2 separate regions of the Mus musculus genome follow, and region 2 is linked to region 1. Evidence: chromatin contacts called from ENCODE POLR2A ChIA-PET data. All regions are on one chromosome and are shown on one strand. Each heading gives the region's core, a stretch centred on a gene start or an enhancer-like site at or near the end of the contact. The rest is flanking DNA. Distances are from core to core; before and after follow the strand shown.

Region 1 (5,808 bases), core at 1,309-3,808:
GTGGGGTCCCTGGCACCCCCAGGCCCTGCCCTTTCCTCTGCTTCTTGGCCAAGGAATCTAATGAGTCATGCGACTCCACTGAGGTGGGCTCTGAGCCAGACTCTGTGATGACAGGGGTAAGGGGTGGAGGGGTGATCCGGCCCCACCCTCCTCCCTGCTCCAAGTTCCTGTCTCCTGTAGACAGACAGACACAGACAGGCAAACAGCTACCCACTACCTACCCCTGTTCCCCCAGCTCGTCCACAGGCATCTAGTAGACAGGTGTTTACAAGTAGGAGAGGCTTTCAACGACATTCTGACACCAGCAGCTTACACAAACGGACACTGGACACGCAGACAGACCCAGGATAGTCACAGAGACACACACTGTCCACACAGCTCTAAGGGCACGGACACACAGGAGCATAGCAGGTAGACAGGTAATTCCGTAGGCAGGCAAGAACCAAAAGAGAGCCAAAAAAAGGTAGAGGCACACAGGGGATATAGCAAGACACACACACACACACACACACACACACACACACACACACACACACTCACTCACGCAAGTGAGTGCCAGAGGGGGAGAGAGAGAGAGAGAGAGAGAGAGAGAGAGAGAGAGAGAGAGAGAGAGAGAGAGAAATCACACACAGCAGCTCACAGGGAAGGGGTGCTCTTTGGCAAAGGTAGACCCAATGTTATGGCCTCTAGCCCTCAGAATTTTGAGACTGACCCATGAAAGCAGGTACCAGGCCTGTTCTGTTGAAGCCAGTCTCCTCCCAGGGGAGATGATGTTGGCAGTTCTGAGGGATCTATCTGCCTTTCGATTTGATGAATCGAGATTGAATAGGAAAGGGGGGGCTTCCCAGCCAGCAGGATCTTGAGACCTGTCATATGACTAAGGGTGCCTCAGGAGAGAGAATACACTGGGTAGCCTGTGTTCTGGCTGTGGAACCTTGGATAAGTCTGCACTCACTTGTGCCCTGCCCCCCACCCCCCGCCACGCCCACTTCCTGGTTTCACATAGCATAAGGTGGCTTTGAACAGGCTACACACCTGAACTTCTGATCCTTCTGCCTCCAGTTCCTGAGTGCTGGGAATACTGACATGTGCTACAGCACAAGTGTGTGTGTGTGTGTGTGTGTGTGTGTGTGTGTGTGTGTGTGTGGTGTGTATGTGCATGCGTGCACACATACAGTCTGTGTGCATTAGACTTATGAGGATGGCTTTGTGGACTCTATTCTCTCTCTCCATCGTCTAGATTCCAGAGGCTGAACTCAGGTCGTCAGTATAGTGGCAAGCCCCATTGCCCACTGAGCCATTCTCACCAGCCCCACAGTTTTTATACGATGCTAAACACGAACTCAGGGCTCTGTACACGCTAAGCAAGCACTCTATCAAGGAAGCTGCATCCAGACCTTGTCTGTTCTCTTGAGCCTCAGTTTATCTTTTAGGCTTCGTGCTCTCAGATCCTTTCAGAGTACGAATGGATAGGTCTGTATGTTGGGTGCTTCCGCACCCCCTGGTGCCTCACCACCCTTGCCTCACAGCAGGGGGTAGCTCGGTCACAAGAATCCCTTGTACTGACTGCTCTCTGCAGAGAGTGACAGCTAAGGGGAGGTGTCTCGGAGAACTAAGAGAATCCCCGCGCTCCTGCTTGCCCCAGAGAAGGCTAGGATAACTGTCTAGGTGTGGTGTCCTTCCTCCACCTAGAGAGTCCTCTGGCCCTGGGCCCAATCTGTTGGAAGAAGGAGCTTGCACAATGGGGAGGCACAAAGTGACAGCCGGAAGGCCTCAAGGGACAGAAGCCCCATTGTGTGAGGGCAAGGCAAAGGTTAGACCAGAAACGGAAAGGGGCTCTGCAGGGGGCCCCAGCTGCCAGGGCCCTTGATGTGGGGCCCGCCACGGGACCTTGGGCCAAGAAGGATGCCCTTGGGCCTGGTGGAGGGGGCAGTGTTGGGCAAGGTGCCCATCACTGGGGGAGGGCAGACCCCACAAGGGGCGGCTGGGTAAGCTCAGACTCCGCACCGCACCCACCTCCTGGGGAGGAGCTGCCCGGAGCTCCGTGAGCCTAGGCAGCTTCCTGAATCATCCCTTGGGAATTCCTGTCATTCCTGGGAGCTGCTGTGGCTTGGAGTGGCCCCCAGCCCAGGGTCACTGGGTCAAGGATGTGCCTGGCTATTTTTCTTCCTGGAGGGCCGGGTTGGGGGGGGGGGTTAGAGATTTTTGCCCCTAGCTCTTGGTCCCTATCAAGTCCTGAACTCTGATCGTAGCTGCCTCCTCGCCCGCTTCTGTTCACGTTTTCAGCTTCGTAAAATCGCTGGGAAAGTCCTTCCTACTATCAGTCCACAATTCTTTCTCCGTGAGTTGCAGTTCTGCTCCCTAAGAAGAGGGTTCCATTGACAAGAGATCCCTCAAGGAGGACAGTCGCGTACACATTGTCCTTAAGCCGTTCCCTCGGAGCTAAGGGCTACTCCAGGTACCTACAAGTGGGCCCCGCCCTCCCCTCCCACAGTCCGGGGTTGGGGCGGGTGCTGCCGGCAGGGCGGTACAAAAAGCGTCCCGCCCTGCGCTCCTCACTTGACTCGGTCTGGCAGTCTCGAGCTTGGAGGCGGAGGCGCGCAGGGCAGCCTGGGTCCAGCCCACACCCCTCACCAGGTAGGGACTCTCCCTGATCAGAGGGTAGAGGGTGTTGAGAGAAGGAGCAGCGAGGAGGGGGCACACTGAGGGAGAAGGACCCAGGGCAGAGAGGCACAGAGGAGAGGGTCAGAGGGACGCAGAGCAGAGGGTCAGAGGGACACAAGGACAGAAGGGCGGGGGCATGCATAAGGAGGAAACACAGAGTCAACAATCCAACTCAGATGCGTCAGAGAGGTAGAGGGACCAAGGGCAGGAGAGGAGAATGCGTGTTGGAAATGTCAAGGTCCCATTTCCTTGTCCATGACAGTCCCTAAACAGGTCAGGGAGGGGGGTCTACTTCTTGTCCCATGAGTGGACTGACATCTAGTGCTGTCTTTTCCCTCCCGGAGACTCGGGAGTCAGGGTTCCCCGCTTTGCTGAGCCTCCTAGGAAAGCTCCAGGACGTGTGAAGGGAGACCCACCCTTGACGTTTGTTAGGGAGTCTCCAGAAGCCAACACCTCTGACCCCTGACCTCTGTTCTCCTCGGGTCTAGGAGGCACCATGTGGGGATGTTGGCTGGGGCTGCTCTTGCTGCTGCTGGCTGGCCAGGCTGCCCTGGAGGCCCGGCGGAGTCGTTGGCGCAGGGAGCTGGCGCCAGGGCTGCACCTGCGGGGCATCCGGGACGCCGGTGGCAGATACTGCCAAGAGCAGGACATGTGCTGTCGAGGCCGTGCTGACGAGTGTGCCCTGCCCTACCTGGGAGCCACCTGTTACTGTGACCTCTTCTGCAACCGCACCGTCTCTGACTGCTGCCCCGACTTCTGGGACTTCTGCCTCGGGATTCCACCCCCCTTCCCTCCCGTCCAAGGTGGGCACCGAGATGGCCAGCAGAGCGGCCACCTTGTCACTCCCAGTCCCAACGAGGCTCAGGAACAAGGCTGATAATGGGTATTTCCAGGCTTTGAAAAATGTAGAAAAGAAATCCTCACCCTGTTTCCTGCCCCTCTGGAAGTCCCTCGTGTGGTCTTACTTGACTCTTTCAAGCAACACTGAAAAAAAATAGTCCTGTTAGGCCCTAGGGCAGGGCAGACAGGCTCCAGCACTATCTCTCAGTCAGTATGGGGAAGGTGGCAGCCCCACCTGCTGACTCATCCTGAGGCTGATAGAGCACGAAGGGCCCAGCCAGGTTGTCATAGCCAGAGACCTCACTTAGGATTCAGCACCTCTGAGAATGGCCTGCACGTGTCCTTTCCCTGTCCCAGTAGGAGAACTACGGAAGTCCTTCCTGTCGCATCCCAAACCCTGCTGGGCTTTGGGCTAAGGAAAACCCATGCCTTAGTTGCTTTATATCAAAATGCTGGGCCTTTTAAAAGGAGTTGCTTGCCTTACCTGGGCTTCAGTTTCTTTCCTAAAGCTCCTTCCATGCCCATGGGCAAGTCCCAACTCATTTGAGTGACAAAGGGTACCAGGAATGTCATGGCTGGCATCCAGGTGAAACGACATGGACCCAAACGGAGTCCTTGAACAGCTTGTGTGTGGCACCCTGTGTGGGAACCCGTGGATGTTCTAGGATGTAGTTTGGGATGTAGTTTGTCTCTAGATTTCGTTGGGCTGGGATTGGTGTGTGATTACCACCAGCTCGGGAGGTTTGGGGCTGCTCCTCCTGAAGTCCCTCGTGTAGTCTTACTTGACTCTTTCAAGCAACACTGAAAAAAAAATCCTCGAGGATTTAGCCATTTCTTCTTTCCTTCTCTCCCTCTGGTAGGGTGCATGCATGGGGGCCGGATCTACCCAGTCTTCGGAACCTACTGGGACAACTGCAATCGATGGTGAGTGTGAGAGATTGGGGTGGACTCAATTTGATCGCTATGTGGCAAACAGACTTGGCCCCAACCCCTATCACCCATTTCCCAGGGATGAGTTCTTTTTGTTCTCTGGGCCTCAAGTGTTTTCATCTGTAATGTGGAAACTTTCAAACTGACCACGCCATCTCATATAATAAGATTCTAGTCACAAGCCTGGGAGTGGTCAGCCATCGTTAGGTTGGCTGGGGGCCACACCTAAGCCAGAAGTTTTTCTCCACTCCTCCTGGTTTGGGCTGGCCACCTTCCCAGCTGGGCTTGCTGTCACAGGAGAGTCCAAGGGGACGCCAGGAAGGAAACCTCTGCAGCATCCGCTGTCCTGGGCGGGATGAAGGGTCAGGGATGACTGCGTTGGCCATCAGCCAGTGGCCTGCAGCAGGGCCTTCCCTGGAATGTGCCCTCTCCCTACCCCCAAACCCCCAGTTCCAGGCAGGGGGAGGAAGGGGCCATGGCTAGCCCATCCTCAGAGCTGGGAAGTAGATCAGGTGGCAACTATGGAGACCTTACTGGAAACAGAAGGGTCTCTGCTGCCCTGAACCTGCCCCACCCCTCCCTCTGCCTGGACTGAGAGGCCCCTGGGAGAAGGAAACTTTTTGGAATGTGTTGCACATAGCTGTTTGCTTTGCCTCATGGGTGAGGGGTGCCGGGGTCACTGTGGGAACAGGGAGACCATGTGTCCGTGGGTGCTGGCATGTGTCTGGGTGAGGGAGGGTGTGTGTGTGTGTGTGTGTGTGTGTGTGTGTGTGTGCGTGCGTGTGCTCAGAAGGGCGGGGTGTCTGCAGAATTCTGCTGCTCTGATAGGGTGGCTGCCAAGGGGTTAACGTTTCAATTGCTGTCCCAGGCCCCTCTGGAATGCTGGGACCTGCTGTTACCAGTCCTGTCTAGACCTGCTTGAACAGCCCTGGGGCTCATGAGATGAGGACTGGAAAGCATTAGCTGACCCCTTCAGGACAGGTCCTGGTGCCTGAGTGCCGCAAGTATCCATCCCACTTGCGAGGGGAAGATTGTCTATATGCCTTCCAGGCTGGACATCACCACACAGGGACTCTTCCTCAGGTCATGTTGAGGAGTGTTGAGGAAGGTAAAAGAGGGGGCATCCCTATCCCCACAGCCCCCTCCTGCTCGCTTGAGCACCACCCGCAGACATCAGGGCTAAAGACCCAGCCATATTGGGGCTTGGCTCCCCTTGAGGCTCCTTATAAGGTGGCATTGGAGGCAGATGCCCTGGGGTGCCTGGAAGGAGGCTGGTTAGCATCTTGTAATAGCAGAGTTATGAGCTTGTAAAAACATTGTAGAATCCCTAGAATTCAGGCCTCCAGCTGATGCCTAATTACTGAAGACCTACTG
Region 2 (5,808 bases), core at 2,414-4,913, 100 kb before region 1:
GGGTCAAAAGCAGGAAGTAGAGGCCAGTGCAGAGATCTGAGGCCCAGGGGACAGAGCCTCAAAGCAGGAGCACACTGAGTCCTCATGGACGGGAGGATGGTGAGAGGATTGGGCATCAGTGAACTGTGGGGGGCTTGGGGGAACTGAGGACCTGGGGAGGATTTAGTTCCTGTGTTTCATATTTGAAAAGTAAAGTCCAGGAATAGTAGATCAGAGAACCCTGGGGCAAAGGGTATAGGGAAGCCAGGGCTTGCTTCCTACGGGGACTAGGGAGTTGAGCATGGACCACACAGGGGGATGGACTAAATGACCTTGGCAAATTTTTCTCCAGTGGATCTGGTTTCTGTGCCATTAAGTGGAAGAGCTGAATCCAGCATCCTAGCACTCCCATGAGGACTGAAGAGGCTGGGTGACTTGTCATGGTCACACAGCTGCTAACTGTGATCTTGTCTTTGGAGGTGTGAGAGACAGAGTTATTCCAGACTCACACCGGAGGTTTAAGACTGAGGGGAAGGCTGATGGGCTGAGGCTGCTAAGCAACCAAGCTTTTCAACACCCCTGTGGGGTTTTGTTTTTGTTGTTTGTTTGTTTGGTTATTTATTTATTTATTATTTATTTTTGAGGCAAGGTTTCTCTGTGTAGTCTTGGTTATCTTGGAACTCATTCAAGTGTGCACCACTACCTCCTGGCTTGATCCGCTTCCTAATATCCTGTCTTTCATGGCTCCTGAGATAACCAGAGCAAAATGTTTGTTCCCATTTTACAGATGAGAAGTGTGAGGCTGAAGGAGGAGGAGGTACCCGGACAGGACTACACAGTGAGTAGTCTGCACAGGGCTGGTCCTTCCCTACAGGGTGATGCAGGGTGATTCCAAAGCCTAGCTGGTTTCAGGCATGGGTAAAGCCAGGACCATGACAGCATAGTATTCTGTTGGGAAAACTTCCAGCCTAAAACTGACTGGTTCTTTCTGTGCTGTAGCTAAGCTAATGCCCTCTCCTCTCAGAAAGCACCTGCTCACCTGGCTTTGGTGCTGCACACTTCTAATTCCAGCACTTGGGAGACAGAGGTAGGCAGATGTCTGTGAATTTGAGGCCAGCCAGGTCTACAAAGCAAGTTCTAGGCTAGCCAGAGCTACATAAGAGATATCCTGCCTCAACCGCTTTACCACCTCAAAAAGCAACTACTTCCTTGACCATGTTCGCAAATGCTCATACCTGCTTTGTAGAGTTAAGCAGAATTTACCAGGCCTACTTCAGGGAAGGGGACGGAGGTGTCCTCGGGATGGCATGGACTCTGGGAGGTTGGGGCAGCATAGACTCCAGGTGTCACCCCCTCTGTGTCGCTGTGCTGGGTTATGGAAAGGAGATGCTGTTGGTGGAGGATCCAGTTGATGGAAGGAGGGGTCCAAGGGAGCAACCCCTGGCATGGGGACATTCAGAAGGCGGGTAGCACTTCAGGCTTTGAGGACAGACGTGTGGATGGTGACCGTGCGGGGCCATTGGGTCAGGATGTTGTCACAGTGGAATGAGGAAGCAGCTCACATATCCATGCAAGCATCCTGCCTTGCTGCGTCTCCTCCTTGTGCATTGAGGGTACAGCCAGAGGTGAATTGGTGTGTGTGTGTGTGTGTGTGTGTGTGTGTGTGTGTGTGAGAGAGAGAGAGAGAGAGAGAGAGAGAGAGAGAGAGAGAGAGAGAAGAGATTGTTTTCAATCTCTTCTACTTTCCAAGAGAGGTATGAATGGCTAAGGACAGGCTTTGGGGATCTGAAGTCAGGGCCACCCTTAATGGCCTCCTAGCAGCAATAGCAGCGATTTCTGTGACCACAACCAGCCTTTGGTCAGTGCTAAGTTTACCAATAACACAAACCTCCGTTTTCCTCATGTGTGAATTGGGTCAGGGAATGAGTCTTTTTTGGGACAAACACGGACTCAAACGGTGCCATGAAAGAGTGTGGGGCTCTTGCTTGCGCTCCACTAAGTTGAATTATATGTGAGGTCTGCTGTTGTAGATGTGCCAGGGAAGTGGGCCGAGGTTCATTTCCAGTCAGGCTGGGTCCTGGGCTGGAGGATCTGGTTCTCTTCATCTAGAAGATGTGGGATGTGGGCAAAGCTTTGAAGGCACCACAGGTGGACAAGGAGAAGGACTTTCAGGAGGAAGGCACCAGGTGGGCTGACGTGTGGAGGAGGGAAAGTGCAGGGTATTTGCGGAACAGCCCTGGCACAATTACCAGCTCAGCCAGGTGCTGTATGAATCACTCGGGGAAGCAGTTAGGCCGGATCTTTGGCCCCTGCGGCCAGCCAAACCTATGGACTTCCTTCCCTAACATTATCTGGTCTAGAGTTGGTGGGGGAGAAGGCTGGGGTGAGCTACCATAATTACAGAACTCTGCTGCTGCGCCTCACACCCGATCCTGGGGATGACCTGCCAGGATGCCCTCTCACCCAGTGACCTCCTTAGCTAGGAGGTCATGGCTGTACACAGATAGGGAGTGAGGAGTGCTGAACAGAGTGTGTGTGTGTGTGTCTCTGTATGTGTCTCTCTCTGTGTGTATGTGTCTCTTTCTGTGTGTATGTCTATCTGCCTCTGTCTCTGTCTCTCTGTGTGCAGTGCTGAGCAGTGAGTGTGTGTGCCTGTGTGTATCTCTGTCTGTCTGTCTGTCTCTCTTATGTGTATATGTGTGTGTGTGGAGTGCTGAGCAGTGTGTGTGTGTGTGTGTGTGTGTGTGTGTATTTGTCTCTCTCTCTCTGTATATCTATCTGTGTTTCTCTCTCTCTCTCTCTCTCTCTCTCTCTCTCTCTCTCTCTCTCTCGTGTGTGTGTGTGTGTGTGTGTGTGTGTGTGTGTGTGTGTGATCCAAGACAGGTCCAGAGTTTGAAGACAAGGTGGATGGAGAGGAGAGGGTCTAAACAAGTACGAATCTGGGGCCTTAACAGGGATGGGAATGACACAGGCTTTTATTCATGGAGCAGTTGCTGTGTGTTCTAACAGCCCCATGAGGTTAGCACCTTTAGTTTCAATAGGGGAAACTGAGACTCAGAGAAGCAAAGTAGCCTCCCTTATCCTCCCTCTGTCTGTCCTTCTCTTCTTTCTTTCCGTAGGCAGGATCCCATGTAACCCAGGCTGACCTAGATCTGGCTATGCAGCCAAAGATAATTTTGAATTTGTGATTCCTGCCTCCTGAGTGCTGGGTTACAGGCGAGAGCCACCATGCCCAGTTTTATGTGGATCAAACCTAGGACTTCATGAATTCTCTGGAAACACTCTACCGACTCAGCTACATTACCATCCCCCCACCCCCTTGCCTAGTAATTTACCATTGAGCACCCATAGATTGGGCCGAGGTTTTCCGCCAAGATCCAAGGGCATCAGGGAAGACCACCTCTTACTTCCTCTAACAATGACAGTATTTGGGGTCGGTCACACAATGGCTCCTATGAAGTTCAAATCCAGATGTATTTCCAAATCCTCGCTTTGGTTCAGCAGACAATCCTAGCTCAGAGTTGAGTTGGGCTGTGCCCCTGTCGTTGCTGGACTTTCCCCATCTCAACCTCTTTAGGAAATGTCTGGCGCCAGTACCTGTCCCAGGTGAGTCCTAGGAGGCCCCGAGCGTCGCCGGAAAGTGACGAGCGGCTTCGGCAGGTGGGGCGGGGCTGGGGCGGGGATGGGTTTGGGGTGGGGCCAGCCAAGCGCCTGGAGTCCCACCGGATCCGGGATCCGAGGCCGGTGCCCCGAGCCCCGCGCCCCTCACCGCCATGGGGGCCTGTCTCGGGGCCTGCTCCCTGCTCAGCTGCGTGAGTGCCCACCTCGTCCCTGCCGCGGCCCCGCTCACTTTTTCTCTACCTTCTTCCTCCAAGTACTTTCTTCTTTTTGCTTCCTCCAAACTTGCCTTTCAGAGGCCCCACCGATGCCCTTCTTATCCTCATCCCCCAGCTGCTCCGCTTCGGCCGCGGTGCGCTGGACAGCTGGTGTCGCGGCTCGGGTGACCGCGGGGGAGGGGTGGGGCGCGGCCGGGCGCCTTTGGCGCCGTCACTCCGAGAACCGGGATACTGAGGCCGGCAGCGGGTGCGGGGAGCCCCGCGGCCATTGCGCGCTCCCCAGCTCAGAGCACCCCCAGGTTGCGTGGCGCGTCTCTCTCCAGGGCGCGGGACTCTTTGTGTAACTGGTAGGGTCCCGGCCCCGCTGAGCTTACTGTCTTTCTGGCAGAGCGTCTGTCATTCTGTCTGCCCCTGTCGCCTGGCTTAGTCTGTTCTTTTGTGTTTGTCCCGTTCACTTCTCTAGGATTCGGGCACTGTCTGTCTGTCTGAACGTCGTCGTAACCAGCTCCGTCTGCATCCTCTTTCGGCGCGCAGTCTGGCCCGCTCACTCTAGGGCACCCCCCCTGCAAGCGCTGGACCCTTTCCCTCCAGCTCGAGCTGGAAAGGAGATGGGGGTTGGGTAAGAAGGGTGGGCAGGAGCCCCCCCCCCCCCATCCCGCTCTTGAGCGAGGTTGGTGTCGGTTGTCACTGACTACCTGTGCCAAACTTTGGATTTGGAAAGATCCAGAAATTGAGGGAGGTTGCGTGTGTCCACCTGGTCGCCACTGTTGGGGACCAGGCGGGAGGCCAGCTCTGTTTTGGGGCAGCAACCAGCACAGGGGAGGGGACCCGGCCGGCCATAACCGGCCGGGAGGCCCCCACTTCCCCAGCCCCCTTTCTTTTCCTTCTTCCCCTCATTAAATCTGAGGCTCTTTCAGACAGCTCCCTCCCCTTCTGGCCCCACACAAAGAGGGGCGGAGAGGGCTCCCGCGGCTGGCTGCTGTAGGAAGGTTCGTTCAGGACTTGCATCCTTTGTCCCTGATTTGTGTGCGTGTTAGGAGCGGGTGCCCAGGAGAGAGCTGCGCATCTAGAGGTTTTCTTTGTAGCCATTTTCTGAGAGTGAGCTCAGTCTGGGGAGGCAGTGGCGTGGGTCCCTGGACACAGCTCTTGTCCTCTCTTGGGCCTCTCTTTCCACTGAAGTGGGGGGGGGGGGGAGAGGGAGAGACGGGTAGAGGGAGAGAGGGAGAGAGAGAGAAGCTTGAACAGGAGATCAGAGTAAGGCTATTCCTTGCTGATGCTCATACCCCTTCCTGGGACGGGTTTGCTTCCTGGTTAGGGAGGGAGACGTTCCCACTCACAGACCATGATTCCCATCTGGTCTTGCCTGGTTACCCGTGTCCTACTGGGAGAGGGGTTGTGAGGGCAGTTCAGCCAATCCTTCTATCCTGATCTCTCCATGCCTGAACTGAAGGCCACCGCAGTACCTCCTTTGGTATACTCTTGGTGATATGGGCAGATGAAAGGTGGAAACTGCCGCCCAGCTCCTGTGTACAGTGAGTGGGCATTGTGGGAGCTGTTGTCACCCAGGAGGAGACGTAGGTGGAGAATTCCATCCGGAGAACAGAGCCAAGATCAGCTCTGAGTCACCCAGTCTGCAGTCTACGGAGCTGAGGCCAGCCAGGACTGCTCAGACCCTCGGCTTCCTGGTCGGGTTTAACATCTGAAGTCAGGGAACTGAGAGATGGCTCAGCAGTTAAGAGCACTGGCTGTTGACTCAGAGACCCCAGGGTGGCTTCCCAGCACCCACATGGCAACTCACAATCATTTGTAACTCCAGTTCCAAGAGACATGATGACCTTTCTGATCCCCTCGGGCACTGCGTGCTCGTACTCATACACATAAAAAAATCTAAAATATAATTTTTAAGAGTCTGAAGCCAGGTGTAGTGATGCATGTCTGCCACCCCAGTATTCAGAATGTAGAGGCAGGGGCTGGAGAGATGGCTCCGAAGTTA

Evidence for each region. ChIA-PET counts read pairs that join two places held with the same protein, here RNA polymerase II (POLR2A).
Region 2: POLR2A ChIA-PET joins it to region 1 with 10 read pairs in Patski. The contact joins the promoter of Serinc2 here to the promoter of Tinagl1 in region 1. POLR2A ChIA-PET finds 5 or more read pairs at or near these places in 3 of 5 experiments (Patski and embryonic stem cell).

Annotation. Positions count from the first base shown.
Region 1 is chr4:130,171,552-130,177,359 of GRCm38, reverse strand. It overlaps Tinagl1 (tubulointerstitial nephritis antigen-like 1), which reads left to right and starts at 2,558. Exons shown (of 12, transcript NM_001168333.1): 1 at 2,558-2,637; 2 at 3,153-3,467; 3 at 4,365-4,428. The coding sequence starts at 3,161. Gm52490 (a long non-coding RNA gene) reads right to left here and starts at 4,038. Exons shown (of 3, transcript XR_003955116.1): 1 at 3,989-4,038; 2 at 3,589-3,648.
Region 2 is chr4:130,273,441-130,279,248 of GRCm38, reverse strand. It overlaps Serinc2 (serine incorporator 2), which reads left to right and starts at 3,663. Exons shown (of 10, transcript NM_172702.3): 1 at 3,663-3,791. The coding sequence starts at 3,753. Gm34957 (a long non-coding RNA gene) reads right to left here. Exons shown (of 2, transcript XR_376686.3): 1 at 3,315-5,808.